Regions from separate parts of the Homo sapiens genome. Here region 1 is linked to region 2. A link is an interaction called in ENCODE POLR2A ChIA-PET data of the cell type or tissue named here. Cell type or tissue: Panc1. All regions are shown on one strand.

What was found. Peaks named below come from ENCODE experiments on the same cell type or tissue, not always from the same donor. Only the 100,000 strongest peaks of a DNase experiment are listed, where the experiment ranks them.
Region 1: POLR2A ChIA-PET joins it to region 2 with 10 read pairs; 2 of 35 experiments call an interaction of 5 or more read pairs at or near these places.

The regions. Positions count from the first base shown.
Region 1 is chr15:67,391,994-67,394,493 of GRCh38, reverse strand. The region is part of intron 12 of IQCH (IQ motif containing H); the gene reads right to left. Among named protein-coding and RNA genes, the nearest start is that of C15orf61, 130 kb to the left of the region's middle. In Panc1, no CTCF peak of the experiment used is centred here; no DNase peak of the experiment used is centred here.
Region 2 is chr15:67,238,020-67,240,519 of GRCh38, reverse strand. All of the region lies in intron 1 of AAGAB (alpha and gamma adaptin binding protein), which reads left to right. Among named protein-coding and RNA genes, the nearest start is that of AAGAB, 15 kb to the left of the region's middle. In Panc1, a CTCF peak has its summit at 96; no DNase peak of the experiment used is centred here; H3K27ac peaks cover 408 bases.

The sequences.
Region 1 (2,500 bases), 150 kb before region 2:
CACATAACTGAGATGGGGCAGAGAAGGGCCATAAGGATCTGCCGAGTACTCAAGAGGCCTGCTGGTGGGGAATGCTGAAAAGGCAAATACACATTCTCCTTGTGCCTGTTTCCTCATCTGTAAAATGAGTGTAATAACAGTATCTACCTCATAAGGATGCTGTAAGGATTAAATGAGATAATGTATGTAAAGCACTTATAATAGTGCCTTGGATACAATAAAGACTTAATGAATGTTAGCTAGTACTATTATTATGAAAGAGGTTGGGGTTGAGGTGAATTCTGAAGGATGGGTGGGATTTTATCAGGTGAAGATGGGCATGGGAAAGACATTACCTAAGGATAGAATAAAATAATCCAAGATTGTTTTCCTCCCTCTAGAGAAGAGGGCAGCATGGCACACAGGAAAGTGATGGGGCTTTGGAGTGAAACAGGTCTGGCTTTGAATTCAGCTCTATCACTTATAAGGCTCCATTAATGTAGGCAAGTAACTTAGACCCCCTGAGCCTATTTCTTCACCTGTTAGATAAGAATAAAAATTACCCATTTGCTGGGGTTGCTCTAAGGCTTTTAAAATAAGATCACAAATGTAAAATACCTAGTATAATACACAGCATTGATACTCAACAAATGGTAATAGTTATTATTACAGAGAAAACCCTCTTAAAAATAAAGTCAGGCTAGGCACCGTGGCTCATACCTGTAATCCCAGTACTTTAGGGGAGGCCATGGCAGGCAGATCACTTGAGCCCAGGACTTTCAGACCAGCCTGGGCAACGTGGCAAAACCCCCTATCTACAAAAAAATTAGCCAGGTATGTGGTGGTACACACCTGTGGTCCCAGCTACTAAAAGCCTGAGGCAGGAGAATTGCTTGAGCCAGGGAGGTCAAGGCTGCAGTGAACCGAGATCATGCCACTGCACTCCAGCCTGGGTGACACAATAAGACCCTGTCTCAAAAAAATAAAAAATAAAAATAAAGTCATTAAAATGTTATGCAAATAATATAATGTAAAAGTGCCAGGGTCTCAAGGGAGTTGAAAGGATTTTTATAGACTAGCATCTACTACCCCAATTCTAGTGAAAAATTATCTACTCACTGCAGCATAAAAATATGGAGAAATGCTAAGTGATTGTTTCAAGGAATATCAGATGCACCAGTTTGCAAATTGTCGGAGAGTATAACTCCTGAGTATGGGAGAAAGAGAACTAGACTGGGGAGAACACCTGCATTTCAGTCCTGAATTTGTAATTTGCTAGGTGATTTAGAAAACTCAACCTTTCTGAGTCTCAATTTCTCATATTCAAATGAGGGGTTGGATTAGAAGTCTCTAGGGTCCTTTCAGCTCTGAAATAACTTTCCCTTTAAAACAAGAGCTCTTTTGGACTTATTGCTTAATGGGTACAGAGTTTCTTCTTGGGATGATAAAAAGTTCTGAAATTGATAGTGGTAATGGTTGTACAACAATGTGAATGTACTTAATGCCACTAAACTGTACACTTAAAAATGGTTAAAATGGTAAATTTTGTGTTATATATATTTTACCACAATTTTAAAAGGCAAAAAACAGAGCTCCTCTGAGAAGAGGATTTACATGATTTCCCCTATTGGGCCCTTCCTCCAGATTAGGTGTTCTATTCCAAGTTCCTTAGATCTATGCGATATGCCTTTTCTACCATAATTTGAAATCCTTTTTTTTTTTTTTTTTTGTGGAAGCAGGGACAGAGTCTCACTCTGTCACCCAGGCTGGAGTGCAGTGGTGCAAACACAGCTCCCTGCAGCCTTGACCTCCCAAGCTCAAGCGATCCTCCCATCTTAGCCCCTCAAGCAGCTGGGACTATAGGTGCATGCCACCATGCCCAGCTAATTTTTGTATTTTTTGTAGAGACCGAGTTCTGTCATGTTGCCCAGGCTGGTCGCAAACTCCTGAGCTCAAGCGATCCACCTGCCTTGGCCTCCCAAAATGCTGAGATTACAGGTGTGAGCCACTGCACCTGGCCTTAAATCCATTTAAAAAACATACTTCTGAGGATGCAGTTCTAGGAAACTCAATGTTCCATTTGACAATGGCCAGTGATAACACCTGGCAGGTTTGTCTTTCCCATCTGGTTAGTCACTGTCTTTCTTCCTTGTTTCACTCTTTTCTTTTTCCCATAAATTATTCCAATGAAGACATGTAAAAGAAAACGAACTGAATGGGTGACTTGAGTTACGATGTCCTTGGTGAGCCTTTCAGGGCACCCAGAAGAGGATTCCAAGGCAGCAATCATGGTAAGTTCACAAGATCAAAGCCTTTGACATGTGATCTCTCATTTGATCCACATGTCACTGAATCAATTAACTATCCCTATTTTGGAGATGGGGAAATTGAGCCTCAAGTGATTTGCTCAAAGTCACACAGCTAGTAAACAGCAGAGGCAGGATTCAAACCCCGTTAACACAGTTGGCATGCCACTGCTGCCACAAGTTCCCCATTTTATCGAGTGAGTAGTAAAGATCTG
Region 2 (2,500 bases):
TGGAGTTTGTAGTAACAGACCTGGCAAGTAAACACCTAGTGTTTGTCTCTTAAAAAATGATGTATTACAGCTCCACCAGGTGGCTGCCAACAGTGTGAATGAGACAGGCTGGCATCGACCAGGAGGAGGGGAAAGCTGCTCTTGATTTTCTTTGTGCATATCGGAGTCTACAACATAATAATTTAGTGAAGGACAAAGAAGGGAGCCCACTGCAGGTTTTTCTAGGAAGTCTGGCAAAAAACAAAAAAACAACAACAAAAAAACCTCAAGATCACTGTGACTCATCTTTGACATATAAATACCTGAATGTCATAGACAGTTTTCTGATGGGTTAATTGTGCTGCAGATCCGTATATAATTGTGCCCCTATTCTGGCTATTATTTTTGGTGTTCCTAAAAGGGCAGAGGATCCTTTAGGTCTATAGACTAGTTTTGGCTTGTGATTATTAGAGACTCAAGTGTGATCCAGCTCAGGTGCTAAGTATTGTAACATCACGGTGTAGTAGGAAAGAATGTTGGCGAATTGAATCCAGTTTTAGGCTCTGCTCCTATTAGGCAAGTGGCTTCTTTTTTCCTGGGCCTCAGTTTCCTCATCTGTAAAATGAGTGAATTATATTAGCTGCTCTCCAGAAACCTTTAGCCATGTGCACAGTTTGAATAATTTCATTTTAATTTGGAAAAGAATAAACTTGTTAAGCATTTGAAAATCAAATAGAAAACATGAGGGAAGAAAGCTATATTTAGTGTAGACATTTACATTTTTTAAATTAAACTCTACATTATGATATTGGTAATAAGAATTAGAATGAGACAGTCTTTACTATTCTCTCCCTAGCTCTAATATGGCACAGATGTGATAATAAAGTCCATATGCAGCCTTGAAGAAAGTGTTTGATTAGACATAAAATGTTAAAAAAAAATCTGATAAGTAAATTGAGCTATCAACTTGTTTTAGGCAGCACAGAGAATAAAACAAAAACCAAAGCCCACTAGCTACTGAAACACTGAAATGTGAAATTCATTTTCCCAACTTATTGGTTCCATTCCTGTCTAGGTTTGGAGAAAAGAGAAAGAAACAGCTTCTTTCTCCATGTTAAGTAAATGTCTTAATCATTTGAAAATGAAAGTATAAAATTGAAATTGTAAGCACTCTGAGTAACAAACATTGTTTTGTTCTTTTGTGTTCTAAACATTAATAAAATTAGCCATCATTAATGGATCTAAATATTTTAAATTGCAGTTAGTAATTTTAAATTGCAGTTAGTAATGCCATTTTAAGTGATTTTATATTTCTCATGTCGAGGAGCAAAGAAAGCATAACCCCAATTTTTTGATATCAGTTTTTAACAATACAACCAATTTAGGAAATATCAAGAACTGATTATAGCAATGACAGGAATATTAGTCCCCCTGCCTTTGTACTTTGCCCCTTAGCAACAAGTGAATTCATTACTGTATTTTCTTATTTGTGCTTCTCTCCTTTAAAAAATACTCAGTTTGCTATTTTTAAAAATTACCCAAGAATGGGTGGGCATGGTGGCTCATGCCTGTAATCCCAGCACTTTGGAAGGCCGAGGCGGGCGGATCACGAGGTCAGGAGATCGAGACCATCCTGGCTAACATGGTGAAACCCTGTCTGTACTAAAAATACAGAACATTAGCTGGGCATGGTGGCGGGTGCCTGTAGTCCCAGCTACTGGGGAGGCTGAGGCAGGAGAATGGTGTGAACCCGGGAGGTGGAGGTTGCAGTCAGCCGAGATCACGCCACTGCACTCCAGCCTGCGCAACAGAGCGAGACTCCGTCTCAAAAAAAAAAAAAAATTAAGACTGATTTTATGTGGTGGCTCCTTTCACCATTAAAAAGTTAGTTTATACATTTTTTTGCTTTGCTCCTTGTTTTAGTTTCTTTCTTTTATATGTGTATTTATCAGCATATTGTGGTATGTGTGTTAGCTGTGCCAGTATTCAGCTCTTAGAAACACAGCCACGTGTTACTATGCCACCTTCTTGAAGTTTGGAGTGTAACAGTGTAGACTTTGATCTAGTTTTTGTTTTTCTGTGAGACATTTACATGAAAACAACATCTTTGATTTTAATAACTTACCTGTTTCTCCTGTTTATTTCCCCTGAAATTGTCTTAATGCTCCATAAGGGACATAGCAGCTGGTTGCGATGGAATTGACTGACACTAAGTAAAAGATTATGACTTCGGGTAGAAATTAAGTAGAAAGAACTGCTGATTTCTTAAAGAGATGGGATGCACTCAGATTGTCAAATATTGACATAGACCTTCTGTTAATTTAAGAGTAACAATTCTGGTTTTGGTGAAAAAATTTTAAAAGTTAATTTCATGATATGCTTTATATCAAAAATAAAACCTTAAATTTATTTTAAATTTAATTTTTTTGCTAAAAAAAGGGCCGACCTTTTATTCTTCAGAAGATTCGTTCCTCTTAACTGCATGATGAAACTTTACTAATAAAAAGAATTCATGCATGTA